2 separate regions of the Mus musculus genome follow, and region 1 is linked to region 2. Evidence: chromatin loops called from intact Hi-C (ENCODE). Cell type or tissue: left cerebral cortex. All regions are shown on one strand. Each heading gives the region's core, and the rest is flanking DNA. Links, peaks and the distances in the headings are about the cores only.

What was found. Peaks named below come from ENCODE experiments on the same cell type or tissue, not always from the same donor. Only the 100,000 strongest peaks of a DNase experiment are listed, where the experiment ranks them.
Region 1: it touches region 2 in a loop (2.7-fold over the local background); 7 of 42 quality-filtered maps call a loop at or near these places.

The regions. Positions count from the first base shown.
Region 1 is chr4:121,031,894-121,046,931 of GRCm38, forward strand. Col9a2 (collagen, type IX, alpha 2) reads left to right here and starts at 7,673. Exons shown (of 32, transcript NM_007741.2): 1 at 7,673-7,893; 2 at 9,072-9,146; 3 at 10,401-10,436; 4 at 10,523-10,585; 5 at 11,803-11,856; 6 at 11,969-12,004; 7 at 12,102-12,125; 8 at 12,382-12,435; 9 at 12,772-12,825; 10 at 12,930-12,977; 11 at 13,106-13,162; 12 at 13,248-13,301; 13 at 13,591-13,644; 14 at 14,033-14,086; 2 more. The coding sequence starts at 7,822. In left cerebral cortex, for the core only: CTCF peaks have their summits at 4,896 and 9,247 (motif pointing left); DNase peaks (open chromatin) are centred at 8,094, 9,261 and 9,638; H3K4me3 peaks cover 690 bases.
Region 2 is chr4:121,217,443-121,232,480 of GRCm38, forward strand. It overlaps Gm30102 (a long non-coding RNA gene), which reads left to right and starts at 13,478. Exons shown (of 4, transcript XR_868091.1): 1 at 13,478-13,731; 2 at 13,808-14,091. In left cerebral cortex, for the core only: a CTCF peak has its summit at 7,969 (motif pointing left); a DNase peak (open chromatin) is centred at 9,767.

The DNA of each region.
Region 1 (15,038 bases), core at 4,357-12,356, 190 kb before region 2:
GGAAGCATGGCAGTGTCCGGGCAGACGTGGTGGTGGAGAAGGAGCTGACAGTTCTATGTCTTGATCAACAGGCATCTGAAGGGGACTGTGCTCCACAATGGGCATAGGAGACCTCAAAGCCTGATCCCAAAGTGACACACTTCTTCCAAATCTACATCTCCCAATAGTGTCACTCCCCATGGGCCAAGCGATCAGACTCATGACTGTACAGGAGCCATTCTTATTCAAACCACCACACACACACACATCGATATGTATAAGTATATAAATATATCAATATCACATATATATACATATACATATTCAGAATTTATTAAGTGAGCTTTAAGACAGAAACAACAGCCAAATTGTACCCGAGAACTCAGAAGTTACTTGGCCCTTGATTCTGGGAGCCCCAACAGTCAGAGGAGTTCTAGAACAGCTGTCTTTCATTGGTGTGTGACAACCATTAGCTTCTCAGACCATGAGGCAGGGTGCCTCAGTAGTTTCAGTATGGCACCAGGAACCTGAAGGTTCCTAAAGATAGGCTAGTCTACCGTAAAAGCTTGGAAGAATTGGTTCTACTGTTAGCAAAGGAATCAGCAGAAGTAGCAGCAGCAAGGGGGCAAAGCCACTCAGCAACAAGAGGGAGGCCAAGCAAGAAGAGAGCAGAGGAAAAGTTTTAAAATCTGGGCAGCTACCAAAAGATGCCACCCCTAAATGGCCTTCTCACATCAATCATGGACATCAGGACAACTCTTTAGGTGAGGCTCCCTATTGAGGTGAGTCTAATTTGTGACAAGTTGACATTAAAATCAACCATAAGAACAAGGGGTCCATCGGGGAGTTGTGCTGCATACGTGTAATGCCAGCCCTTGGGAGATGGAGGCAGATGGATCAGGGATTCAAGACCATCATATGTGTCTTAGTTACGTTTCTATGACTGTAACAAAACACGTGGCCAGGGCAACTTAGAGAAGAAAGCGTTCAACTGGGCTTACGGTTTCAGAGGGTTAGAGTCCATGATGGCAGACTGGAGGCATAGCTGCAGGAACAGCTGAGAGCTCACATCTCTAACCGACAGCAGGAGGCCGAGAGAGCACCCTGGGAATGGAGTGAGTCTCTTGAACCCTCAGAGTCTTCCCCCAAGTGATACATCTCCTCCAACAAGGCCAAATCCTTCTCAGACAGTTGTACCACTGGGGACCAGGTATTCAAACAGATGAACCTAAAGGGGTTATTCTCATTCAAACCACCACGCGAGGCAAATAGTGAGTTTGAAGCCATGCTTGGTTACTTGAGATCCTGTCTCAAAGCAAAACACCTTTAACTCCAGCCCCAGGGGATCCAGTGCCCTCTTCTGGCCTCACTAAGTAACTGTACTGGTTAGTTCTTCCACTGCCCACCCTCCTCCCCAACTTGACACAGGCTGAAGGAAATTCAGTTGAGAAAATACCTGTAGGCAAGCCTGTGGGGCATTGCCTTGATTAGTCTCTCTCTCTCTCTCTCTCTCTCTCTCTCTCTCTCTCTGTGTGTGTGTGTGTGTGTGTGTGTGTGTGTGTGTATTTCAGCTCCTGCCTGCAGCCCCTGTCCAGGCTTCCCTTGATGATGAACTGCAAGCTAGAAGCTGAAATAAACCTTTTCCTCCCTAAGTTGCTGTTGGTCAGTGTTTTATCACAGTAACACCAGCTAACCAAATACAATCATCTTGCTAACCTAGCGTTCAATTTCTAGTGGAACTGTATTTCCACTGTTGTGCCCTGAGTTCACGGGAAACCCAGACGAGCCCAAGAATTGCAAAGTCCATTGCAACTCGCAAAAGCTTCTTTTATTTTCTAGTTCGAACTCGGTTTGCCCACCTAGCACTCACTGCGTGAATGCTGGCAAGCGACCCTGAGTCCAGAAAACATTGGGTTTATATACAGTATAGGAATAGTGTGAATATTCACAGAAAAGGGGAGTAGAGGGTGGAACAGTACTGAAGTAGGAGGGGGTTAATGGGTGTCTGTTCAAGGACTAATTTCATGGCCAGTCGTCACTGTCTGTGACCTGACCTCTGTTTACCTTTTTCCCATGGTCTTCCTTGAGCATGTTATTTCTCTAAGGTCTCAAGGACAGGCACCTGGAGTTTCGCTGCTTATCAGCAGGGGTGTTGAGTGCCATTCTAATGCTGGGGAAGGGCAAGGGAGGATGGGGGTGGGGGCACAGAGGCAAACTGTCTGTACAACACTGAAGTCTCTCTAGGATCAGTAATTCCGGGTTACAACACAATTAAGATGTTTCTGATGAATTAAAGCTGCTCTTGCCACCAGAGGAATTAAGTGCTAGAGACAACAGGGCAAGCAAGCGCTCAGGCCTGGATGAGCAACTGCACCACAATTCTGGATGTATAGAAAGACAAGTCCCAGAGACAGGAAATAGGTTGAGAAGTGAGACAGATGTTATTCTTTACCTTTTGAGTTCTTTGAAAGTCACTGGGCTCTAGAGTGACATGGCTATAATGGTGACAAAGAACAGAGACTTCACTCCCCAGTGATGCCAATCAGCTCAAGAGCAAATAGTCTACAATTCCAGAGCTCAAAGATGGGGCTGTGGCTCAGATTGTAGGTTCTTGCTTAGCATGCACAAAGCCCTGGGTTCAATCCCCAGCACTGCATATACCAAGCATGGTGGTGCACACCTACAGTCTCAACACCAAGGATGGCAAGACAGAAGGATCAGAAGTTTCAGGTCATCTTTGGGTATATTGCAAAGTCTGAGGCCAGCATGGGACACGCGTGACCGTCTTTAAAAAACAAACAAACAAACAAACAAACAAACAAACAAACAAACTCCAGACTCCAGTTTAGAAGCCACAGGGCTGCAGACAGGCACAAAATGCTTGCATCTTACCTCTAGCTGCACTGACATGTGAATGGAAGCCAGAGCTCTGGGGCTGAGGGATGGCTCTGATGTGAAAAGTTGCCTTTGCAGAGGCACCCGATCAGGCAGCTCCAGCTCTGGGACATCCAATGCCCTCTTCTAGCCTACACACGTGTCCCTCTCCCCCATGGACCATTACAAAAAGAACAAATCATTTATTTTAAAAGACTAGACTTGCTGTATTATTGAATCCCAACTCTAAGAATAAAAAAATATTAGCCGGGCATGGTGGCACACTCCTTTAATCCTAGCACTTGGGAGGCAGAGGCAGGCAGATTTCTGAATTCGAGGCCAGCCTGGTCTACAGAGTGAGTTCCAGGACAGCCAGGACTACACAGAGAAACCCTGTCTCGAAAAACCAAATAAATAAATAAATAAATAAATAAAATAAAATAAAATTAAGGTTCCTCTGGAAATAAAGCATCTCATTTATATTTCTCAGGGGGAAATCAATGGGCTCTTTAAAGTAAAATATGAACAGCTTGTAACAAATTTACAATGAACCCAGGAATAAGATATGCTTAAAACAAAACAAAACAAAACAAAACAAAACAAAAAAAACAGTGTGATGAATGCAGAGTGTGGCTGCCAGACCTATAGGTCCAGCACGCTGGAGGTAGAAATGGGAGGCTCAGAGGTTGGAGATCATCCAAGTTGAAGGCTAGCCTGGGCTACATGAGTTCCTGTGGAAAAGAATAGGAAACAAAAAGAAAAGAAAAGCAAGGAGATTAGCTCACACCTTTAATCGCAGCACTCGGAAGGCAGAGGCAGGCAGATTTCTGAGTTCAAGGACAGCCTGGTCTACAAAGTGAGTTCCAGGACAGCCAGGGCTACACAGAGAAACCCTGTCTTGAAAAACCAAACCAAACCAAACAACAGCAACAAAAAAAAAAAAACCCTGTGGCTCGGAGCATAAGAGTTGTGTGCTAAGTAGTTTTATGCCAACTTGAGACTAGATAAAGTTATCTGAAAGGAGGGAACCTCAGTTGAGAAAAAGCCTCTCTAAGATCTGGCTATTTTCTTAATTAGTGATGGTTGGGGGAGGGCCCAGCCCACTGGTCTGGTGGTCCTGAGTTCTTTAAGAAAGCAGGCTGAGCAAGCCATGAGGAGCAAGCCAGTAAGCAGCATCCTCCACCACCTCTGCATCAGCTCCTGCCTCCAGGTTCCTGCCCTGCTTGAGTTTCTGTCCTGACTGCCTTCAATAAGTGGATTATGATGTAGAAGTGTAAGTTGAATAAACCCCTTTGTCCCCAAGATGCGTTTTGGTCTTGGTGTTTCAGCACAGCAATGGAAACCCTGACTAAGACAAACTGCAAACCAAATTCCATCTCTGTTCAAATAGGAAGCAACCCTGTAAGTACAACTTCAACTTGAAGTAATGAAAAGAAACCCTGCATTAAATCTGACAAAATGCAAAGGGGGCACCTGCCTTTCTTCTCTTTTCTCTCTGGACCTCATGGAAGACATTTCCATATCCTGTGGATTTGCTGTATCAAACCTGTCGCATCAGTCCTTTCTGGACTAGCCCCTGACTGACCCTGTGGCCTCTCATTGTCAGGCTTATATTTGAAGGGAAATTCCTGTGGTGGGCAGAGCATAAGAAGGAGTTCAAGGTCTGGGAATTTTCATCCTGGAGATGATATCAACTATCTTCCTCCTCCTCTTTTTCTTCTTCCTCCATTTTGAGATAAGGTCTCCTATGTAGCCCTGGCTGGCCTGAAACTCACTATATTCAGCCTAGGCTGGCCTGCAACTCACAGGGGTTCCTTGCTTCTGCCTGGAGAGTGCTGGGATTCAAAGTGTCAGCAACTATGCTTCAACTTTTTGCAGGGGGCGGGGGGGGGGGGTTAGGAGGGCAGTTAGGATCTCATGATTCCTAGATTGACCTTTAACATTGCTGCATATTCAAGACTGGCCTTGAACTATTGAGTCTTTTTTTTTTTAAGATAAACTACTTTATTGAAACTTTAACAGTTTTTAAAAATATTTTTAAAGATTCATGTATTTATTATATGTAAGTACACTGTAGCTGTCTTCAGACACTCCAGAAGAGGGAGCCAGATCTCGTTACGGATGGTTGTTTTTGTTTGTTTGGTTTTTGGTTTTTTGAGACAGGGTTTCTCTGTGTAGCCCTGGCTGTCCTGGAACTCACTTTGTAGACCAGGCTGGCCTTGAACTCAGAAATCCACTTGCCTCTGCTTCCCAAGTGCTGGGATTAAAGGCGTGCGCCACCACCGCCCGTTACGGATGGTTGTGAGCCACCATGTGGTTGCTGGGATTTGAACTCCGAACCTTTGGAAGAGCAGTCGGGTGCTCTTACCCACTGAGCCATCTCACCAGCCCAATTCTTTTTTATGTATATAACATTTTATTTATTTTGTGTGACATAATTTAAAATTATTATTTTATTTTATGTGTATGTACCATGCCTGCATGTATGTCTGTGTTTCACCTGGGTACCTGGTGCCCTAATAGATTAGAAGAGGGCATCCAACCCTGGAACTGGAGTTATGTGGGGAGCGGGTGTGGCGGCAGTCCCAAAGGCGCCAGGGACTGCAGCTAAGTCATATGACTTGCACCTGACTTCCTCATATAAGACACAAACATCTTGAGTGCTGCGAAGGTGTACCAGGATACAGGTGAATCCAATTTGGTGGAGATTTGCCCCTGCTGCCCTGATTAGCTGAAGCTGCGTGCCTGGTGAGGGGGCATGGCCTGCGGTGCGTGGATGAGAGAGAGTATAAAAAGGAGTGAGAGGCCCAGGGTTCGGGGGAGATATAAAAACAAGGGAGATATATAAACAAGGGAGATATAAAAACAAGGGAGATATAAAAACAAGGGAGATATAAACAAGGGAGATGTAAAAACAAGGGAGATATATAAACAAGGGAGATATAAAGAAAGAAGAAACAGGACTGAATAAACGTGTGCAGAAGGATCCTGCTGTGGCGTCGTTCTTGCTGGCGAGTTGGGGGCGCGCTCAACAGAGTTAGAAATGGTTATAGGCTGATATGTGGGTACTTGGTCCTCTGCAAGTGCAGCTGGTGCTCTTAACCACTGAGCCATCTCCCCGGCTTCATAACATACTTAAGAAAAGGAAATGTGGAGGGTGATTTTTACACGTGTTTATGTGTTTTGTGTATGTGCATGTGCTTATATGTTCACTGCATGTTTGCTGTTGCCCATGGAAGCCAGAAGAGAGCATTGGATTCTATGGAACAGGAGGTACAGGTAGTTGGGAGCCATCTGATGTGGGATGCAAATCCCCAAATTCTACAAAAGTAAGGAGTGCTTTTATCTGTGGAGCCATCTGTCCAGGCCTCCTCCTTGGCCAGGTCACTTGATTTGCTTGTGGTCAAGTTTCCATACTGGAGGCCAGTTGGATACCAAGAGCAAATGATACTGAGGGTCACAGCGCACTGCTGTCACATTAAGCAGCTGCCACCATCAGCTCCTTCAATCTTCAAGCAAATTCTTTAAGATAGGGACCATGTTGTTCCCAGTTACAGAGGAGGAAACTAAGACTTCATTTATGTCATGGAGGTGTCTGTGGTCATAACTGTGGTTAGTGGCTGCATGAGATCCACTGCCCTTAGCCAGTGAGTGGAAGAGAAGGAGAGGAGAAAGGGGCTCTGGACCGAGGTGACCAGACAGGTGGGTTTGGGGTGTTACTGAATAAAGTGGTGGCTGTTTCCATGAACTTGGGAGGTCAGTTGAAAGGGGGTGAGGGAGAAGTCTCTCCCAGTCCAGGAGACAGCAGCATGCAGGTGCCGCTGAGGAGAAAGACAATCGTGTCACTTGGCTGACAGTGGACCTCACACATGCAGGTGGTTCCACACGGTTAGATAGCCCAGGTCCATTTTAGTTTGTGTGACTATGCATTGTGGTGTTTGATAGTCTAAGGGACACTTTTCATAGAACATGTACTCCTCCTTAATATGTAATTGTAGGGATCTGGAGAGATGGCTCCCTGCTGAAGAGCTCGTGCTCTTCTTGCAAAAACCCAGGTTGTTGCCAGCACCCACGTAGGAGCTTACACCTTTCTACAACTCCAGTTCCAAGGATGTCTGGTCCCCCATGGGACAGGGTCATACCTGAGGGCAAAACACTCATTCGCATAGATAAAAACTTGTCTTCAAAGGATATAACTGTACAAGGTCACATGGGGTGGATGCCTGGTGGATGCTTGGGAGAGAAGACGTGAAGGACTGGCATTGCCAAGGGCAGATCCAAATGCTAACAGGATGCCTCAAGGATGGAAGATGTTCGGATCGCACTGGTCGATGGAAGCAGGGAGGCGAGAGGAAAGGGAAATTTAGAGGCCACAGACAACTCTAATGGAATTGATGGTGGAGGGGGAGAGAAGAGGCAGATGGGGAATTCCCGAGGTGGCAGATTCAAGAAAGATGTTGGTGTGTTTTAATATGGCAGGGACCTGATTGTTTGTGGAGAGGACTGAGCCAATTTAGAAAAGATGGAGTTGGTGGAGTCCTGGCCAGGTCTCCAGAACCTGAGATGGTTGAGGCTCTGGAGGATAAAGGACCCAGACAAGCTTGCCCGGGGAAAGGATGGGGCTGAGGGCCAGGAGGAAGGCTTTGATCTTGGAGGCAAGGAGGAAAGGGACTTCGAATGGACTTCTGCTCTTCACACAGAAAGTAGTCCCGTACCCCGAGATGCCCCCGGGACTTCCCAGCTGGGGCGTCTGGTCAAACTCAGAATGCAGACCCAGGGTGGGCACAGAAGATCCGCCCCTGACCGGGCGGAGCTGGACAGTTCCTCCCCACAGTGCTCTCAGGTGACAGGCCTGCAGGTCCCCGCCCCGGCCCGTCTAGCTGCGTTTTCGGGAGATCCAGTCCGAGGCTCCGAAAGCAGCCCCCGCCATCGGTGCTTGGACCCCCGCTCCAGAACCCGCTGTTCGCCATGACCGCCGTGCCCGCGCCCCGCAGCCTGTTCGTTCTCCTCCAGGTGCTGTGGCTCGCCCTGGCTCAGATCGTAAGTCCTGTCACTTCTCTGTCTCCGCCGTCCCTGGTGCAGAGCCTGGGTTTAGGATCCTGGAGTCTTTAGGACCTGTTCTAGTCTGTCCCTAGCCTGAGGGGCAGCTGAGGACAGAGCCGCTGGGGTGATGCATACCCGGCAAACCGCTCGCGGTGAAGGGAGATTGACTAGTCCGGGAACCAGAGGGACCTTGCCTCGGGATGCTTGGCCTTGCCTGGGACAGGCAGCGTCGAGCAGGAGATGGCGCGGGGGCCTGGCAGTGGAGAGAGCCCAGGTGGTGCGGAGACAATGGTGGCTATTCAGTCGACAGCGGAGCCTCCGCCCCCGGAGTCTCCTAAGGGACCCAGGCTCCAGCCAGACTTCCCTGTCGCCCCAATATGTCCGTTTCCTGACTGTGGGCTTCTGCCTCACTTCGCAGGGACAGCTGGGCCCTAGGAAAGAGATGCCCGGTTTAGGACCAAATGGGGATGCTGGGCCCGCTCACCAAGCAGTGCTAGTGTAGGGGTACAGTTCGCCTGTGAGGCGCCAGCCTGGCACATCTTAACCTGGGGAGGGCACCTGGCGCCAGCATCTGGCACGCGTGGACTTCCTGAGTCGGGGCTGGTTCGCTACCTTAGGGAGGATTGGGTGGGAAGAGTCCCAGCTTTCCTTCTTCTCTGAGGTCTCTTTACCTGCACCAGGGACGAGGGAGAGGTGCCAGTTCACCGCTATACCTGTTGTTGGTTAGAAAACAGCAATAGTTCGAACGGCCATCGTTGGCTAGGTGCCATCTTGCACATCATCTGTGATTTGAGCAAATGATGTCTTCATCTATTTCCTATCGTGACAGTGCAAAGACCGTGTGACCCAGGGGAAGAAGCCAGCCAACCTAGGGTGTAATCACGGTTTCAGCATTCACTTGCAGTGATCACGAGCCTTGAGTCTTTTTGTGTTTCCTCACCCTCTGCTTGTCACCCCTAATAGTACCCCCCCCCGAGTTCTGAGTAGTTCATAAAGTAACAGAGCATAATGGCACACAGTGCCTGACACACAGTAGCTGCTCAACAAACTCCCCATGAAGCACCATCTCCTTGGGGAGATGCTGCCCTAGTCACCTTTGCTCTCGGGGTCTCCAGCAGCCCCTGGGAGCCCAGTTCTGCGTACTGTCTGAGGGCTGCACTCTTGTGTATTTTCAGAGAGGTCCACCAGGGGAGCCGGGTCCTCCAGGGCCACCAGGGCCACCAGGAGTGCCTGGTTCAGATGGCATCGACGTGAGTATCTAACTTCAGACTTGAGAGGAAGCAGGGCTATCCACAAAGGAGAACTTTATGAGCGCAGGGGTGGGGATGCCTGGAAGTTTAGCGCCCCCTGTTGCCAGCAGGCGGTGCCTGCAGAGACCACAAGGAGTCTGTTTGTTCAGAGAAAACCCCAAACCAGCCTTGAAATGTGGGAGTCTGTCAAAACCACCCAGCAACAAGGGCCTGCTGTTCTGCTGTTGGCCTCGGCTCACAGCGTGTCCTTATCCCCCTCCCTCTCTTCCTCCTCTTCGTGCTGTCCCCTGACACACTACATGCCTCTTTAAGGTAGCTGGAGAACCTCGTGTAGACTGGCTGAGCAGCTTGGGACCACACTCCTGTCTCTCCCTTTTGCTTTTAGCTCCCCTGTTTAGAATCAGCTGGGCTTGTCTTCTGCTCTCCCAGTGTGCTGAGGGTTAACCACCTCATTCTGGAAGCTCCCCCAGGAGGTCGGCTGGATGTTTACGGTTTGGACAGACTTCTATTCAGTCTGGTGCCCCCACCCCCAAACGCAGGGCGCTGGGCCCCAGCCAGGCTCTTGCTGCAGGCTGCGGAATGCCTGGGGGCCTCTCTGGGGCTAAATCTGACTCCACGGCCCTGCCCGGCTCCTACCAAGGGTCCTTTGTCACACGGAAAAGAGACCTTTCTTAAGAACATTTTGAATCTACCCCCAAGTTGGCCCCCTTGATCCTTGCTCTGTCCTGAGTCTCTGGTTTTCCTGACTGAAAGCCACAGTCCCCTTTCAGATTTCTCTAAAAAGCTTTATTATTTATTTATTTATTTATTTATTTATTTTATTTTTGTCATTTGCTTTATTTCTCCCGGTTAACCAGAAACCCAGGGACTTCACAGCATACCTAGAATCTACTTGATTAAATGCCCCTCTCAGCTGGCTGGATTAGTGTTGATGCACTTTTATTTTGTTTTGTTTTAATTTAGTTTAATTTAATGTAGATAAGGTCTCTTTATGTAACCCTGGCTGTCCTGAAATTTGCTGTTAGACTAGGCTGGCCTTGAACTTACAGACTTATATATACCTCTAGAAGCCTCCTGAGTTCTGGAACTGAAGGCCTGCGTACAGCTGAATTTTGTTTTGAGCAAAGGGAGCTGTTTTTTAAAAAGTGCAAGTTTCAGCACAAAAGAGAGAGGAGAAAGCTCTTTGGGGCCACCCAGCCAGGCTTGTCCACACAATGTCTTAGGGAAGCATGTCTCACGGCTTGTGTCTTGCAGGGTGACAAGGGGCCTCCAGGTAAAGTTGGTCCTCCGGTGAGTACTTTTTTTTTTCTTTGACCTTTGATGGTTCCGCTACTTTCTCTCCTCTGACTAACATCTGTTCTGCTTCTAATTTCAAGGGATCCAAAGGAGAGCCTGGCAAACCTGGCCCAGATGGTCCAGATGGGAAACCTGGCATTGATGTGAGTACCCCAGGCTGGGAAGAGTCTGATTCTGCCTTTGTTCACACATGTTCTGGTCAGAAGGGTAGCAAGATGTCGGCTCTATAGCCAGTCAGGCCTCTTCATTTGATACAACCGTGACCTCACTCTTGTCTCATATCTACCCTGTTGGAAGCCTTGGATCTCCGGCAGCTAGGAGCCAGAGTGAGGCTTTGCTTTCTGCGAGGACCAGGATTGTCTGCAGGTGTGGGTGGAGACTTAGACTCACATTTCTGGCCTCTAGGAATTATACTGCCTTTCTGTGGCCTGTCCGCATCCCTCCCACCCCCCAGCTGTCACCCCAAACCCATTGCTTTGCTTTTCCATCTGCAGCTCTGGCACAGCTGGGGGGGGGGCACCATTACAGGGTCCCCAGGGACCTCAAAGCCACACATTCCTGAGGACAGTTTTAGGGAGGTGGGACTGGTTAATTAATGGGAGTACTCCTCACCCACACCCCACTGAGATTGTAAAGCTCACTGCCTCTTTCCCAGTGGCCCAGAGAGGTGGGTGTGTTCATTTATTTGCAAATGAGAAAATGATGAAGGCTTTCTGGAGTTACGAAGAGCAGACACGAGAGCACCTCACCAGTCCAGACTCTTGTCTGAGTACCTAGACTCCAACTATGAGGAGTGAGGCTGAGCCTGCAGGTGTTTGAGTCTTCATTTCTAGTCTCTCAAAGGAGGGCAATTGCCTTGAGACTGGAGCTCTGTGGCAGTGGGGCAGCATCACAATTAGGCACATCTGTAATTTCAGTACTCGAGGGTGGGGGTGGTGGGGTGGGTGGTGGGTGGGAAGGAGTCAGAAGTTCAAGGTCACCCTAGGGTACTCAGTGAACTGGGAGCTACTATCTCAACAACACAACAAAAGGATAATTGCAAGGCATGGTGGCACATGCTTTTAATCCCAGGACGGATCTCTTTGAGTTTGAGGCCAGCCTGGTCCATATAACAAGATCCAAGGCTAGCCTAGGCTGGACATAATGAGACTCTGTCTTAAAATAAATAAATAAATAAAAAGAATAATTGTTTTGCCTGCCTCCCTGGATTCCTAAGTAAACCAGAGAAAGAGAACGAGGAAGGTATGGTCCCCAGGCCTTCATCCGGTGTGGAAGCCTAAGGACTCCCCTAGACTCGCCTTGCCCTGTGCATTAAGGGCAGGCTGCACCTCAATGATCCTACCATCTCTCTCTTCCCCAGGGTTTAATGGGAGCCAAGGGAGAGCCTGGTCCCGTGGGGACCCCTGGAGTCAAGGTGCGTGCTCACTGACGACACACTAAGGCCAGAGCTTGGAGGAGCTACAGGAGAGGGAAGTATGGATTCTAGAAGGCTCTAGCCGCTGACTTCTCTCTCATTACTCCTGCAGGGCCAGCCTGGGCTCCCAGGGCCCCCTGGCCTGCCGGTGAGTGCCATGCACAAGGGGGTGGAGAGGCCCTCTAGGGGTTGGGAGGACTTGCAGAGGGGAGCCATTAATCTGATTTCCTCTTCCTCCGTCACAGGGCCCTGGTTTTGCTGGACCTCCCGTAAGTTCTGAGGGGCAGGGTACTCAGAGACTGGGGAAAGAGGGCAGTCCTCATCATGAGAAATGACCAGCATGTTGTGTTGGTGTCAAGAGTGGGCCAGTGTGAGTCTGGGATAGCCTGGTCCTTACAGCCTCATAAGCTCTGTCTGCTGGGAGTTGTTTAAGTAGTCACAGTGAAGAAACTTTTGTCCCTACCTTTCCATCTAAGGTGGCTGACCTTGTGAGGCATCTGGGACAGCCATCTCTTTGCCCCACAGGGACCCCCTGGACCTGTTGGCCTCCCTGGTGAGATTGGAACCCCAGGCCCCAAGGTGAGCCTCTGTCACCCTTTAACTCTGCCCCTTGCCGTGCACACCTAAGCTGGCAGTCTGGGTCAGGCTTTCTGGGAGTTTCCGGCCCACGAAGAACTCTTCCAGGCTTGGGGCAGAACCTCTCCTGCTGAACCCGGGATTGTGGCAAGTCTTCTTGGGAGGCTCAGGGCTGGTGCTGCCCGCTAGTTTCCTGGATCTCCTTACTGTGGCAGCTTTCTGGGGGTGCCCTAAAGAGTGGTGTGGATGGGACAGTGCTAGGAAGTGGGACGGGGGGGGGGGAGAGAAAGGACAAACGAGGTCCCAGCAGGATGAAATTTGGGCTCTTCTTGCCTCCAGGGGGATCCAGGACCAGAGGGACCATCAGGGCCCCCAGGGCCCCCTGGGAAACCAGTAAGTGTCTTCAACTCTCTTGAATTGGCTACATGTTCCTGAGGAAGTGGCTTGCCGTGGGGATGGATCAGGTCAGGTCTCATCCTTATCACATCTCCTCTCAGGGCCGACCAGGAACCATCCAGGGCTTGGAAGGGAGTGCGGATTTCTTGGTGAGAAATGGGGTCTGGAGAAATTGACAGGGGTTTTCCGTGAGAGACGGGAGGGGGTTTGGGGAAGCATTGCTCAGCTGGCCTTGACCAGCAAGAAACCTCAAGGCCTTATAGGATTTTCTTTCCAGTGTCCAACCAACTGTCCAGCTGGTGTGAAGGGTCCTCAGGGTTTGCAAGGAGTGAAGGTAAAAGGGTGGCTTTTCCCGGGAGGGAGGGTAGAGCAGGCACTTGGAGGGAGCCTGGGGCTGACGAATCCACTCTTCCTTTTAGGGTCATCCAGGCAAACGGGGGATTCTGGGTGATCCTGGTCGCCAGGGGAAGCCAGTGAGTATGAGAACTAAGGGCCAGGGATGAGGACAAGGATTAAAGGGAGACAATCCTACAGAGATCTGCCTCCTTCTTCATCCCTTCCTCTGTCCTATGGGTTCAAGGGGGCAGATCCCTGTGCTGAGGGGCAGGAGGCCACTGGGTCTCTTATTGAGTCCCTTTTTCATGTGGTGTGGGACTTCGTGGTTTCTAGTTGACCATTTCTGGTTGTCTGTGTTGGAAAGGTTGTTGATATCTGTTTGTCTTGTGTTCGCCTGTTAGTCTGACTGCTCTTCCTTGCTCTTAGGGTCCCAAGGGAGATGTGGGTGCCTCTGGAGAGCAAGGCATCCCTGGACCACCGGTAAGAAGCACCCCACTCTCATGCCCCCTATCATCTTGGGAGCCCTTTAATGCAACCATTCACCTGCTTTGGCCTCTAACTTCTAAAGATATCAGTGTCTGGCTGGGGTACTTGGATCCGTTGAAAGACAGGCTGGCTGTAGGAATAAGGAGGACAGGACCAAGGTTGCCCACCAGAAGGCCAGGCTAAGGTCCAGGCTTGCCACTGTTTCTTTAAATGCTCTGTTTCTTCTCTACATCTGAGCAGCTTTGTACTGTGCAGGAGATAGGGACACTCTGCCCATTTTAAAGGAGCATCGTGAGAGGTGGGATCAGAAAAGGCATAAGTGAGTTGGGCCTCGCAGCTGTCTCCACCGTCATTTGTTTGTTTGTTTGTTTGTTTTTGATAGGGCCCCCAAGGCATCAGGGGCTACCCGGGCATGGCAGGACCCAAGGGAGAGATGGTGAGTCTGTGGGGGCTGTGAAGGAGTTGCTGTGGCTTCTGGGATCTGAAGTCCATCTAGGACTGATCTGCAATCTTTCCTCTTCCCCAGGGTCCTCGTGGCTATAAAGGCATGGTGGGCTCCATCGGGGCTGCTGGGCCACCGGTAAGCCTGCTTCTGTCTCTAGGCCCTACAGTGGAGGTCTATGGCTTCAAACTGGGTGCTGGTCTTCATGGGCTCATGTGACTTAGGTTCTTGTCTTCACACCAGGGTGAAGAAGGCCCAAGAGGGCCACCAGGCCGAGCCGGTGAGAAGGGGGATGTGGTAAGTTCTCAGGCACCCCTTATCTGAACAGACCCCCTGAAGAGTACTGGAAAGGGATTGTCTCCATCCAAGGCTGGTGTGTGTGTGTGTGTGTGTGTGTGTGTGTGTGTGTACACATTGGCATTTATATATGTGCTTGTCAGTCTGGATGGGGGTGACTTCTGGGTATGGGGGTGTTCTCATGGTCTGTGGTGAAAACCCAGTCATTTTGCTTATGTTCAGACTTCACAAGAAGTCTTAGGATCCAATCTTGTAGCCACTGGGGTCAGACAATGAAAGTCTAGCAAACTAACTATGGAACTAATGGAATTTGGTCTGGATCCAAAGACATCTCTAACAGTTGCTTAACTCTCTCTCTCTCTCTCTCTCCCCTTCCTCCCCTCCTTTCTCTCTCTATCTCTTTCTTTCTCTCTCTTCTTTCTTTCTTTCTTTCTTTCTTTCTTTCTTTCTTTCTTTCTTTCTTTCTTTCTTTCTTTCTCTCTTTCTTTCTCTCTCTCTCTCCCCCTTTCTCCCCTCCTTTCTTCCTTTCTCTCCTTCCTTCCTTCCTTCCTTCCTTCCTTCCTTCCTTCCTTCCTTCCTTCTCTCTCTCTCTCTCTCTTTCTTTTTTTTCCCATAGCCCCTTTTTCTGAGCAGGGTCTTTGTTTATTTG
Region 2 (15,038 bases), core at 4,701-12,700:
GACTTTGTGAGCTACTCAAACATTGGAAACAGAAAGCTCCAGCTCATCTCTGAAATTAGCCCCATTATAGTAGTGGATCACAGATAAAATGCTTGTGGGTCCAGGAAGATGCTAGACATGAAATAAACTGGTCCCAATATGCAGTGTTTGTGCGAGTTGCAGTTATTTCAGAGAATTAGGGAGAGGACCTGATTGAAAGCTTACTCATATGCCATATAACTATGAAAGGGGTTACTAAGAACTTGGTGTGTGTGGGGTGTTTATGTTGCTTCTTAGTTTTTGTTTTTTGAGACAGAGTTCCATGTAGCCCAGGATGGAATCAAGCTTACTCTGTAGCCAAGGGAGGCTGCATCCTCCCTAGTGTTAGGATTACAAGGGCATGGATGCTCATGTCCCAGTACTGTAGCGCTGGGGATCGAACCCAGGGTTTCACATCCATGTGGTAAGTGCTCGACTAACTAAACTACAATCCCAGCTTGGTGTGTTTTCAAGCATTGGTAAATGTGTGCTGTGCTTGTGTTAGCTGTAGGTGAGGTCATGGGAACTTCTGAACATAGGGTTATAAGAGTAAGATCAGATAGTAGATTCATAGAAAGTGTTAATATGATTCCTGATACATCATAATTGGTTGAGATGTTGCAACTGTTATTGTTGATGATACAATGTCCTCTGTTTTTCCTTTCTTATATCCTGTGACAAAGTATACATAAATAAATGCTATGTATTCTCTAATAATAGAGCCACAGAAATGAGTTAGTACCAGAATAGGTTTATACTCAGCATGTTTTGCTTCACAGTCCTTGTGATTTGCTCAACATTTTGTGAAAGTTTCTCTGTTTCTGCCCATTGAAGTCAACTCAACAGAATTCTGATCCATCTCCCTGAAGACCATTACACCCTAAAAGAGAGCTTATCTCTCACTTGTTTTGAAGAATTCTTTGGTCATGAAGTGTTTGGTGTCTCTTGATAGGACTGCTGTCAAATAAAATTTAACAAATAACAGTCACATTTTTATAGCCAAGTATCACTTGAAGGTATAAAGTGACATTTGAATCATATATTTAGATATTTCATTAGAAATGAAGCCATTCAACGTGACTCTTCCTCCCTCCTCTCTCCTAGCATTACTGTCACCACCATCTTTAATATTTGGCTCTTTAGACAGAAAGAGTTTTGCTAAGCAGACCTGGCTGGTCTGGAACTTGCTACATAAAACAGACTGGCTTTGAACTTGAGGCAGCCTGCCTACTTCTGACTCCTGAATACTTGTATTTCAAACATTATCCGCACACTGTATTCTTCCCTTCCTTTGTCCACTGAGGATTGAATTTAGAGTCTTGCATTTACTCAACAGGCATTCTGCTACAGAGCTATACCTTCATTCCTAGCCCTTTAACAATATTTCCTTTAAATTGAAACAGGGTCTCATTAAGTCACCAGGTGGTTGTCCTTGAACTTCTTATTACCCTACTCAAGCCTTGATTGAACCTTCAGTAAAACTGCTTCAGCCCCCAGACAGCTGAGATTGCAGGCCTGTCTCACCAGGCCCAGCTCCTTATTTATGTTGACAAAGGTTCTCATATTGCTTGTCTGGCTTCCAGTCTGCTACATAGCTCAGAAATGGCCTTGAACTCCTGATTCTCCTCCTTTTACTCTCTGTGCTACTATACCCAGTGTATGTGCTGTTGGAGATTTACATGAGGGCTTTGTACATGCTAGATAAGCACTTTGCCAAATGAGCTACACCTCAGCCCTGGCTCCAATCATTAAAATGGGGGAAAAGTACTATACATGTATGAAAATGTCACAATGGAGCCTATTAAATATGCTAACCATGCTAAGCCATAAAAACATACTAATAAAATATTAATTTTTAAAAATCTAAAAAGTAGGCATTGTGATTCATATCTGTAATCTTGGGAAATTGAAACAAGAGGACCGGGAGTTCAACTATATTAATTCCAGGCCAGCATAGGCTAAAGGAACCCTATTTAATAAACAAACAAACAAACAAGTAAATGAATGGCTACATACTGAGCCATGTAACCTCAAATTCTCCAGTCCTAAAGGCTAGGATACAGGTATGAGCTACCATACTGTATTAATTCCCTTCCTTTCCTTTCTGCTCCTTCCTTCCTTCTATCTGATTTTTGGAGACAGAGTCTCATGCAGTCCTGATTAGCCTCAAATTGTCCATGTAGCTGAGGAAAGCCTTGAACTTGCCATCCTCCTGCTGTGGTTACAGGCCTGTGTCACAATTCCCACTTTATACAGTGCTGGAGATTAAAACCAGGGCTTCATTCACACTATGCAAGTAAACTACCCATTCCCATCACACTTTCTTTCTCTATTTTCTTTAAAAACCCTCACCCTCTTTAAAAACAAAACAGTTTCATATAGCCTCATACAGTCTTGAACTTGCTTTTTGGCAAAAGATCACCTGGAGCTCTGATCCTCCTTGCTCCATTTCCTGAATACAGAGACTGTAAGCATTCCCACCATACCTGGCCTCCTCCCTCCCTCCCTCCCTCCCTCCCTCCCTCCCTCCCTCCCTCCCTCCCTCCCTCCCTCCCTCCCTCCTTTCTTCCCTCCTTCCCTCCCTTCCTCCCTCCCTTCCTCCCTTCCTTCCTTCTTTCCTTCCTTCCTTCCTTCCTTCCTTCCTTCCTTCCTTCCTTCCTTCCTTCCTTCCCTCCCTCCCTCCCTCCCTCCCTCCCTCCCTCCCTCCCTCCTTTCTTCCCTCCTTCCCTCCCTTCCTCCCTCCCTTCCTTCCTTCCTTCCTTCTTTCCTTCCTTCCTTCCTTCCTTCCTTCCTTCCTTCCTTCCTTCCTTCCTTCCCTCCCTCCCTCCCTCCCTCCCTCCCTCCTTCCTCCCTTCCTTCCTCCCTTTCTCTCTTTCTTTTCTTTTTTCACACAAGTGTTTGTGTGTGTGTGTGTGTGTGTGTGTGTGTGTGTGTGTACATGGACACATGCATACACCCTGTGGCAGATGTGTGGAGGGTCAGAAGACATTGGGTGGGGGGAACTGCTTCTCCCTTTCCACCATGTGGGTCCTGGGAATCTTTGGATCATCAGGCTTGGTGGCAAGTTCTTACCAGCTGAGCCATCTCACAGGCTTCTTTTCTATTTTTAATACATGATACATTCATGGCATAGGAAAGAGAGAAGGGGGTGGGGAACCCGGTCAGTTTAGATAAGGTTACTTACAGGATCATATGTAAGGGATTGTTCACATGACTATGGGCAGCTTACAAGTTTTACACTACTGAAAAATTGTACTTTCCTCCCCCAGCAACCATTAGCTACATATATATTCCCAGAGACCAGTGTGGCCTCATAAGCACCCCTGTGCTCCATGATAGATTGTTGATGGGCCCATTGAGTGCAGCTCATCAGAGCCACAGTTTTTTTTTTCAAGACAGGGCTTCTCTGTGTAAGTAACCCTGGCCATCCTAGACTTTACTTTGTTAGGCCAGGCTGACCTTGAACTCAGAGATCTGCCTACCTCTTTTGCCTCCCAAAAGATCGAAGGCGTGTGCCACCACACCTGGGTCATAGTTTTTTAAAAAAGAAATTGTTAGATTTATTCATTTTATTTTATGTCTGAGTGTTTTGCCTGCATATAAATGTGTACCACTTTTGTGTTTAGTGCCCGTGGAGGCCAGAAGAAGGCATCAGATCTCCTTGAACTGGAGTTAGGGATGGTTGTAACCATAACCACTGAGTCTTCTCTCCAGCCCTACCATGTACATCTTTAATGTTACACTGAAAAAGAAAGCAGCCCCTAACATTTAAAGCTCTCTTGGTATTTACTCGTCGTTAGTAGCATAGCTAGGTACTAGCTTGGCAAGCACAACTCAGTCATGGTATTCAAGTGTTAAATATAAACAAAATTTATAAAAAACAAATGTCAGGTAAACCTACTCTGTGAGATGATGAGTATGACCTAGACAGTTGGAGTGGCTCACATCTATAATTCCAGCCCTTAAGAGGACAAGGCAAAAGGGTCACCAAGAGTTCCAGGCCAATCTAAGCTGTACAACAAGATGCTGTCTTAAAAGATAAAATAGAAATAAAAAGTTGGGTGGTAGAAACATTGTGTGATGAGCTTGCTGTCTTGGAATGTGGGTATCTTTCTTTTCCCTGTTGAACTTCGAATCCTAGTGACCTTCACTGTAAGTTGACCCTGGTATAGCCAATAGCAGGAAGGCTTGTCTTACATTTGATGGGCCCCTATCTAAATTAAAACATATTAACATTTTGAAATGCAAAAGCGAAGACAAGATACTAGCAGTTACATCAATTTTACCATTTAAAAAGATGTTTTTGTTCTCCTTTTTTCTTTTTGAGGCGATCTCATCATGTAGCTCAGACGGACCTTGAGCTAGCAGCAGCCCTCACATCTGGACCTCTCTCTTAGTCTCTGTTCTATTGCTGTGAAGAGAAACCATGACCACAGTTCTTATAAAGGGAAGCATTTGATTGATGCTGGCTTACAGTTTCAGAGGCTTAGTTCATCATTATCATGGTAGGAGCATGGTGGCAGGCATTGCAGGTGTGGTGCTGGAGGTGCTGGAGAAGGAGTACAGAGCCACATCCTGATCCAAAGGCAGAGAGGGAGACTATGCCTGGCTTGGAGGTTTGAAACCTCGTAGCCCACCCTCCCAGTGATATACCTCTTTTAACAAGGCCACAACTCATAACCCTCTCAAACAGATCCATTTCCTGGTGGCTAAGCATTCAAACACGTGAGCCTATAGAGGTATCACAGTCTCAATATTGTTTAAAAGTGCAAAGTTTAAAGTCTCTTCTGAGACTCAGTGATCTATTAACTGCACCCCCCTGTAAAATCAAAATCAACATACTTCCAACACACAATTCCAGTATACATTGCCATTCCAAAAAGGAGGAAACTGAGTATAGTGAGGAAATACTGGACCAAAGCAAGGCTAAAACCAGATGGCCAAACTCCAAACTCTGCATCTCCATGTCTGATATCAAAATAGGCAATAAATGCTCTTAACCATAGATCTCTGTGAGTTGGAGTCCAGCCTGGTCTACAAAGTGAGTTCTAGGCCATCAAGGGCTATATAGTAAAACCCACTTCACTCACTGCACCCATGTGGTAGCTTACAGTTCTGGGGATCTGATGCCCTTTTCTGTGGACATGCATGCAGTGCACATACATACATGCAGGTAAAATACTCAAGCATATAAAATAAATGAATCATTTTTTCTTTTCATTCTTTTTAGATTGTGTATTTATTTTACTTTATGTATGTGAGGGTTTTGCTTGCACAAGAGTACACAGTACCCACAGGGGTTAGAAGAGGGTATTGGAGCCCCTTTGAAGTAGAGTAATCGTTGGTTGTGAACTACCTATGAGTTCTGGGAACCGAACCCAAGCCCTGAGTCCTCTGTAGGAGCAACTAGTGCTCCTAACCACTGAGGCATTTCTACAGACCTGTTTAAAAAAAAACCTTAATATATGATTTATTTTTATTTTATGGGCATTTGTATTTTGATTGTATGTATGTCTGTGTGAAGGTGTCAGAAACCCTGGAACTCGAGTTACAGACAGATGTGAGCTGCCACGTGGGTTCTGGCTATTGAATCTGGGTCCTCTGGAAGAGCAGCCAGAGCTGTTCACTGACACATCTCTCCAGTCCAGGTTTTCATCTCTAGGCAGAGATAGGGAGGGGTAGGGAGAGAGGTGTTGTAGGAGAGTGGCTTATTAAAAAGAAAGCGTTCAGTAGCAGGGGAGAGGCTATGAGGTAGTAAGAGTAATATGATTGTTAGACATGTATACAATTATGAAAGAATGAATTGTTCTTTACAAGCTTCAGGCTGAGTATTGTGACTCATGCCTACATGCCAGTATTAAGAGCCTGTGATGGAGAATTGCCAACCTGGACCACATATGAGTTCCTGCCCAGCTTGAGTTACAGATGGAGAGCTTGTCTCTAAAAGGGCCATTGAGATAGCTCCTCAGGTAAAGCACTTGCCATTGAAGCCCAATAACCTGGGTTTGATCCCCAGAACTCACAAGGTGAAAGTATTATAGGGTATCCACCAGAGAAGATTGCTCTGATATAGGTTTAAGCCAATAGAAAGTCCTTAGCAGGCCAGCTACTACACTGGATGTCTGGGATCCCAATATAGCACTGAGCCTTTCACAGAGTAAGCTTTTAAACACAAAAATGCATGTTCTGAGCCGGGCAGTGGTGGCACACACCTTTAATTCTAGCACTTGAGAGTCAGAGGCAGGTGGATTTATGAGTTTGAGGCCAGCCTGGTCTACAGAGTGACTTCCAGGACAGCCAGGGCTACACTGAGAAACCCTGTCTCGAAAAAAAAAAAAAAAAAAAAAAAAACCAAAAAACCAAACAAAACAAAAAGCATGTTCTGGGTTGACACACTCCAGTTAACAAGAACAGTTAGCTAGAAGCAGAACTTCAGAAACTAAATAGCAAGGTTAGTACATTTAGAGACTTTCCTGTTACTATGGACTTTGATGGATTAGGCCTTTGTTTTCATTTTGGTTGGTGGTGCTTTATGCTGAGTTAAACGGCCTGAATGGTATGTTCATCATGGAGTTAGTTGTGTTAAGGTCTAGGGGCCTGTTATAGAAAGGAGAGATCTAACTTCCAAAAACAGTTCTCTGACCTCCACATGTGCATCATTACAAACAAATAGTAAATAAGTCAAATAAATAATTAAAACAACTTGGAGGTCTAACCTTGACTATATATTAAGATTTAGTTTTATGGCGAGGGGGAAAAGGTGTTTCTGTTATTGTTTTGTCTTGCTTTGAGTTTTGGAAACAGAATCTCATGTATCCCAGGCTGCTGTCCAGTTTGCTGTGTAGCCAAGGATGACCTTGAACTTCTGATTCTTCCTTAGCTACCTCCCCAGGGATGGAATAACTGCTGTGTGCCACCTTAGCCAGTTCACTAGGTGCTCGAGACTGAACCCTGAGCTATGTGCCTGCTAGGCAACCACTCTACCAGCTGAGCAGCATCCTCAGACCTGTCTTTTTTTATTGTTGTTTTGTAGACTGAGCTGGCCTCAAACTCACTTTGAAGATGAGGCTATCATTAAACTCCTAATCCTTCTACCGCAGCCTCTAAGTGCTGAGATTACTGGCTTGGTCTTTTTTTTTTTTTTTTTTAAAGATTTATTTATTTACTTTATGTATATGAGTACACTGTAGCTGTCACTCCAGCCCCTACAGACTTGGCCTTAAAAAGATGTTGTTGTTGTTGTTTGGTTTTTCCAGACAGGGTTTCTCTGTATAGCCCTGGCTGTCCTGGAGCTCACTTTGTAGACCAGGCTGGCCTTGAACTCAGAAATCCGCCTGCCTCTGCCTCCCGAGTGCTGGGATTAAAGGCGTGTGCCACCACGCCCGGCCACTTTTTGTTGTTATTGTTGTTGTTTTTTCTTTTTCAAGACATGGTTTTTCTGTGTAGCCCTGGTTGTCCTGGAACCAGCTCTCTAGACCAGGGTGGCCTTGAACTTGGAGATCATCCCCTTGAGCTAAGCTTCATTTAGAGGTAGAGATGCATTCTGAGAAAAACACATGTAAGTATTGGTGAGGTACAGTTTTACACACTTGAAGTAACAGAGGATCATTTCACAGACAATATACATCTAGCTCACAAGTGATATTATGTGGAATATGAAGAATTAAACATTAAATTAACACCTCTGTCATGGATGGGGTGTGGTTGCACACACCTTTAATCTTAGCCCTCAGGAGGCAGAGGCCGGCAAGTTTCTACGTGTTCGAGGCCAGTCTGGTCTATATATCAAGTTCCAAGCCAACCAAAGTTACGTGTGAGCCTCTGTCTTGAAGATAGAAAAATAAGGAACTGGAGAGATGGTTCAGTGATTGCTCTTCTAGAGGTCCTAAGTTTAATTCCCAGTAACCAGATGGTGGCTCATGACCATCTATAATGAGATCTGGTGCCCTCTTCTGGAGTGTCTGAAGAGAGCAACATACATAAAATAAAGAAAAAAATCTTTAAAAAAACAAAACCAAAAAACCCAAAAAACCAAACAACCAATCAAACAAAACCCCCCAAACCTAAAAATAAAACTAGAACTGAAAAAAATCCCTGTTAAATAATTGAGTAGAAAGTGAACTAGAACACTAGTTTTGTTTTTCGTCTGTGGTGTGTGTGTGTGTGTGTGTGTGTGTGTGTGTGTGTAGGGATGAGCACCCTTGGAAGACAGAAAAGGCCATTAGACACCTTAGAAATGGAATTGCAGGCAACTGGGAGCCCTCTGTCATGGTTACTGTGATGGTTTGAATAAAAATAGCCCCCATAAGTCTGTGGCATGGCTCTAATAAGAGGCGTGGCCTTGTTGGAAGAAATGTTTCACTGAGTGAGGGCTTGGATCCTCAAGCCAGACCCAGTGTTGCATTGTCTTCCTGCTGTCTGCTGACCCAGATGTAGAACTCTCAGCTACCTCTCCAGTACCACATCTGCCTGTGTGCTGCCATGCTTCCTGCCATGAGATGACAATGGACCAAACCTCTAAATTGTAAGGCAGCCTTAATTAAATGCTTTCCTTTGTAAGAGTTGCCTTGGTCAAGGTATCCTGTCACAGTAATAGAAACCCTAACAAGACAGGTGCTTTGATCTGAACCCAGACCTTCTGCAAGAGCAGCCGGCATTCCTAACTGCTGAGCCATCTCTTCAGCTTCTCACTAGTAGTTTTAAGAAAAGTTTGATGCGTTCAGAGCTGGGACTGTAGCTCAGTGAAAGAACACTCATCTATACATGGGTGAGGCTCTATGTGGGGGGCACAGTGCTCCAGAGGAAGGAGGAAGAAGAGGAGAAGAGGGAGCTACTCATATGTTTGAGTAGTTGACCTGAGTTGGTGGAACTGGTCAGGAAGGATGGGGAGGTGTGGCCTTGTTGGAGGAGGAGTGGCCTTGTTGGAGGAGGTGTGGTCTTGTAGAGGAGGTGTGGCCTTGTTAGAGGAGGTGTGTCACAGAGAGAGAAGGCTTTCAGGTTTCAATAGCCCATGCCATTCCAAGTTAGCTTTCTCTCAATCTCATGCTTGCGGATCAAGATATAAGTTCTCAGCTACAGCTCTAGCACTATGCCTGCCCGCCTGCTGCCAAGACAAAGAGAAAAAGAAAGATTGAACAGGAAGCCAGACTTGGTAGAGCATGCTTTTAATCTTGGCACTCAGAAAGCAGAGGCAGGTTGATTTCTATAGTCTGAGGTCAGCCTGATCTACCTATGGAGTTCCAGGACTTCCGGGGCTACAGAGAGACATTGTCTCAAAAACAGAACAAGCAAACAACAAAATTGAATGAGTTTGTTGATCGTTGTTGCCAAGGTAAACACTTGGACTCTCTCATGTAAATTTTTAAATTTACATTAATGCTTTAGATTTCTGTATTAATATTAAAAAAACAACCACACACATAGAAAATGGAAAAAGCTGCCAATACCTGATTTCTGTCTTGTGTTTTTCTACTCCCAGCTATATATTTCAGTACTGTTAGGTCCCATGAGGTGGCAGGGAAAATCAAACATTCAAAACTACCAATAACAGGAAAAGGAAAATGAGGTTTTTTGTTTTGTGGGGTTTTTCTTTTTGAGAATGAATAAAGGATTCTTAATCGTGTTCTCCATGGTGGCATGCTATCTGGATGTCTTTTGGCACAATTGTTACATATTCAGCATGGATGGCACACAGACTGGTATTAAAAAAAAAAAAAACCACCAACCAGATGGGCCTCACTTGCCTCCAGCAAAGTGCTAACAGCTGCACTCTGGGAACACAGATCTATTTTCAAGTCCTGAGCAATTTCTCTTACCAGATGCCAAAAGGGAGTTTGCCAAACACAAGTGACCTGACCATGTCCAATTTCTCAGTGCCAGGGGCACCAGGCCTGTAAGAGGAGGTTTCTTCACCCCTCCAGGAGAGGGTGCACTCTAAAGTGCTTTTAGCAGACAAGCACTCCCTGGCCTGGGTGCTTTGGATGTTTGTTTTTAGGCCTGGTTCTTTGTTGTAGCCACGGTATAGTGTTGTAGTCCAAGTACAGAGGGGTCCTCACTGACTCCTCTTTCAGTTAGTCCTTGACAAACTAGAGGCAGCCCCACTAACAACCTGAAAACATTTTAACCCCTCATTACCCAGCTAATTAAGTCCTCTTTGCCCAGCCTTCCCCTCTCACCTCCCCCTGCCCCCAGCTTTTCGAGACAGGGTTTCTCTGTGTAGCCCTGGCTGTCCTGAAACTCATTCTATAGACCAGTCTGGCCTCGAACTCAGAAATCCACCTGCCTCTGCCTCCCAAGTGCTGGGATTAAAGGTGTGCGCCACCACTGCCCAGCTTTTCCCTAGTCTTTAATGTACAAAGTAATATGTCCAGTGTTTATCAGATATTTTAAATTCATGGAATTTTTAATACCTGTGTTTCTTCTTTTCTTCCTTCTATCAGGGTCTCACTATTTAGTCCAGGCTGGTCCCAAAATCATCACAGCCCACCCCCTCCATCTTCAAATTGCTGGGATTAGAGACATGTACCTTACCAAAATTTTCCTCTTTCCTTTTGGCTATTCCCCAAAAGAAAATGGGTTCCTTTCCCTTTCTTTTTCTTCTTCTTGTTCTTTATCTTTTTTCTTTTTTCCTCCCTCTCCCTCTACTCCTCCCCTTTCTCTTCCCCCTATCCCTCCCTCTCCCATAAACAGCTTTGCCAATAACTAATTTTTAAACCATCAAAAGAAGATCTAGAGACCAGCAACCGCATGGTGGTTCATAACCATCTGTAATGGGATCTGACGCCCTCTTCTGGTGTGTCTAAAGACAGCTACAGTGTACTCATATAAATGAATTAAATAAATCTTTTTCTCTTTCTTTTTTTCTTTCTTTCAAGAAGAGCTAAAGAGATAATTCAATGGATAAAGGAATATGCTACCAAAACTAACACCCTGAGTTCAAATCCAGGGTCCTGCATGGTAGAAAGAGAGAGCCAGCTCTGGTGCATGCACACATGCACACACGCACTCCCCCCCACATACCCACCCCCCATCCCCCCACAGACACATACACACAGAGACACACACACTCAATAATAATATAAATAAATCTAAAAAATGTTAACAGCAATAATAAAGACATTGAAAGAGAATAGTTGTGGCAGCCTGTAGTTCCTAGTAATTCTGAGACAAAAAGATTGTTTTGAGTTTGAGGCAAATCTGGGCTACACTCCAGGCCAGCCTGAACCATGCAGCGAGACCCTGTCTCCAAAAACCCAGGCCAAATCAACAATAAATTGACTCTTTCAGAGAAAAGTGAATCAGTTTAAATAAAGTTCAGATGTAGAGGGCCTGGCATTTTAGGTCTCTGAGGTCAATCACCATCAGTAGAAACAAGATAAATGCCCTTAGCAAGAAACATGTATATTTAATTTACATAGGTTGTAATTTATAACTTAGAATTACCTCAAATAACTACATAGGGTGATAGGATGGTCCTTGTTAATTTCAGCTTTGGGAATTCTGACAATACACAGAATACTGGCTATAAATGTTTTCAACTTGATCATGGGAAAAAAAATAACAGTTTGGGGTAGAGTTGGAAAGAAAGCTGGAGGACAAGGTAAAGTAAGTGGTATACACTGAGCAACAGGGTTTCTCTGTGTATCCCTGGCTGTCCTAGAACTCACTCAGAGGTCTGCCTGCCTCTGCCTTTGGAGTGCTGGGATTAAAGGTGTGTGTGTGTGTGTGTGTGAGTGTGTGTGTGTGTGTGTGTGTGTGTTTATTTTTGTTTTTGTTTTGTTCATTTCTAAACTGGAGTCGTATGCAGCCCTAGCTGGTCTGGAACTTGCCACAAAGCTGGGTCTGACCTTGAACTCCTGATCCTCCTGTTATTTTATTTTTTTTCCTTCCTGAATGCTAGAGTACAGATTTGCTGAGACTTTGGTCAACTTTCTCCCTTCACCCCACTACAGGATACTAAAGTAATTGATTCCGAAAGAATAGTCTTTCTGAATCTGGAATTACAAGCGTGCCCTACCTGTGATCTCAGCACCTGAAAGGTGGAGGCAGGAAGACTGTTGTAAGTCTGAGACCAGCCGAGCTTATATCAGACCCTGTCAAAAATAAAAATAAAACAAAATGAAAGAAAGAGAGAGCACGTGAGGGAGGGAGGGAAACAGAGGAGGGGAGAGGAAGAGAGGGAGGGGAAAAGGGAGGGAGGAAGGTAGGTGCAGAGAGAGGGAGGGAGTTAGGGGTATGAATTGGGGTGGGTGAATTATGAAGATTCTGTAAACTTTCACAAATTAAATGACACTGAAGCTGTCATCTTCATCTGTTGAAGAATAGAGTTCTAAAAACTTGTCTGAAAAGTTAACGAGACACTCTCTGTCTCTGCAATTGTTGCTTCTGGACTATACAAAATGAAGAACAAGGGAAATGCAAAATGTCCACTCCCTCATCCACCTGCCCTAGGCTCTGTTGTGGGAACAAAGATGCTTCATATAGGCAGTCCCATGTACCAGCGATTCTGGGAGAAACATGAACCTCAGAAGAGACTGTGTCTTGGTCTTGTTGGAAAGCCCTTTGTTACATAGACATCTTACATGAGTGTCAAAATAAATAGTATGAGTGGGTTTAGACAACAGTTTTTTTTTTTTTTAATTTGGCTTTCCATCAGTTTGATTTGCTTGATAAACTAATTATTAGCAACTAGTTCACTAACTAGTTCACTCAGAAGTCAACACAAGAGAAATATGGCAGAGATTGCAGGGCTCTTTAGGTCCTTGGCTTCTATTTCATTTTATTCTTATTTTTAATTAATAATTAATTAAAATAATTCATTAATTTAGGGTTTTCAAGACCGGGTTTCTGTGTGGTCCTGGCTGTCCTGGAACTTACTGAGTAGACAAGACTGGCCTCAAATTCGGAGAGACCCACCTGCCTCTGCCTCTCAAGTGCTGGAATTAAATGCACGCACAAGCACAAATGGATCTTGGCCTTTTTTTTTTTTTTTTTTTTTTAGAGGTTTATTGTGAGAGAGAGAGAGAGAAGAAGAAAAGGAGTGGCAGGGAGCGTGGAAGGGGAAAGAAGAAAAAGAGCCTTCATTTTTAAAATAAATAATACATACATTTTAAAAAGCTGGGTACAGTGGCACTTGTTTTTAATCTCAGCACTGGATGAGGAAGGCAGCGGGGAGAATCTCTGTGAGTTTGAGGCCATTATGGTCTACATAGCAAAGCCCCCATCTAAACAAGCAAACCTAATTAAAAATCTTTTTATTTTTATTATTATTATCATGATTATGTGAGTGTATGGGGTGGGGGAGAGGACAACCTTGGGAAGCAGCTCTTTCCTTCTGCCTTGTTTTTGAGTCAGGGTTTCTCTTGCTTCTGCCATGGTGCATATTCTAAGGCAGTTGACACTCATGGGTTTCTCCCGTCTCACCATAGGAATGCTGGAATTATAAATAGGTGCCAGTGTGTCAGGCTTTTTAAGGGATCTAGCTAGATTGTTAGGTTTGCCCAACCTTCTTGCCAGCCATAGGTTTTTATCTTGTTGAGTGGATGAATTCAGTTTGAGCAGAAGTTTACGTAACAAAGGTGTAGAAGCAAAACTAAGCACAGCTAAGCAAAGCAAGAACTTCAAAGACTGCGTGGAGTAGACTGCCTCAAAGTGGAGAGCAGCACGCGATGCTGTATTGTGGCTTTTAAGGAAGTCTGCATGAATATTTATGAGGTGAGTGGCATATTCATGAGTAAGGTGACTCCTCTTCTGTCTAAAATATAGTGGGCCAGATCTTCTTTTCTTTTAGGTGCTTCCTCCTATAATCGCCACACAAGATGAGGGATGCAAATGATATTACAAGGGAGTGAGGCCTTTTGAGGCTGCAGACCCTTTGTTACCGCACACGTGTGGGAGGATGCCCTGGAGAGTTTCTTTCTGCTCCGGTGGGAACAGCCTCACTACAGCTTCAAGACATTCAACCACAAAGGAACCGCGGCGGATACAGCTACCAAGATGCAACGGTGGTTTTCCTTGGTTACCTAACGTCTAGCACCTTGCCAGGAGCTGGGGGCGGTCCACTCCCGGTAAGAGGTGAGGCTGCAGGTGCCAGTTAGAGGCTGCCAAGACCGCTTTGTTTTTTCCCTAAGCCCTGTCCTTCCTCTTGTGGCTTTGCTCTCTCATCACCAACTGCAAGCCCCTTTATTTCTCATCCCCAGAGTTCCTATCACTGTTTTAAACCTAACATTCATTTTTAACTCGCATATTTTACTCTACCAAACCAGAACATGTCTCTTGGTAGCTTTAAAATATTCTTTTTTAAAACTAAATTATTTTATTTATTTACATTCCAAATGTTGCCCCCCCTCCTTGTCCCCCTCTCCCCCGAGTTCCTCATCTCCTCTACCCTCCCCTTTTCTTCTGATAAGGTGCTCCCCATCCACCTACCCACCCTCACCTCACCCCACCAGCATCCCCCTTCCCTGGGGTATCAAGTTCCTACAGGATTAAGTGCATCCTTTCCCACTGAGGCCAGACAAGGCAATCCTCTGCTGTATATGTGTCTGGGGCCACGGACCAGCCCATGTATGCTCTTTGGTTGGTGACTTAGTCTCTGGGAGTTCTGAGGGGTCTGGGTAAGTTGATACTGTTGTTCTTCCTATGGGATTGCAATCCCCTTCAGCTCTTTCAGTCCTTCCCCTAACTCTTAAATAGGGGTCTCGACCTCAGTTCAATAGCTGGCTGTCAGTATCTGCATCTGTCTCAGTCAGCTGCTGGTAGAGCCTCTCATTAAAATATTCTTTTTAAAACTCCGATGGTGAAATCTGTTTTAAAGAAGACAGCAGGCCAGTCCCACAGCACACCCTGCTGGCTGCAGCTCTTATATACTTCGGAAGTTCTGCATACTCTTTTTGGCCCATTAATTTAGCTATTTTTGCCAGTGGACTGGTTTAAGAATTTTAGTTTTTAAGATTTGTTGGCGACTGAGAATTTTTTTTTAAAAAGTGCATGAAATAGAATTAAATTGTAAAGCCCTCCCC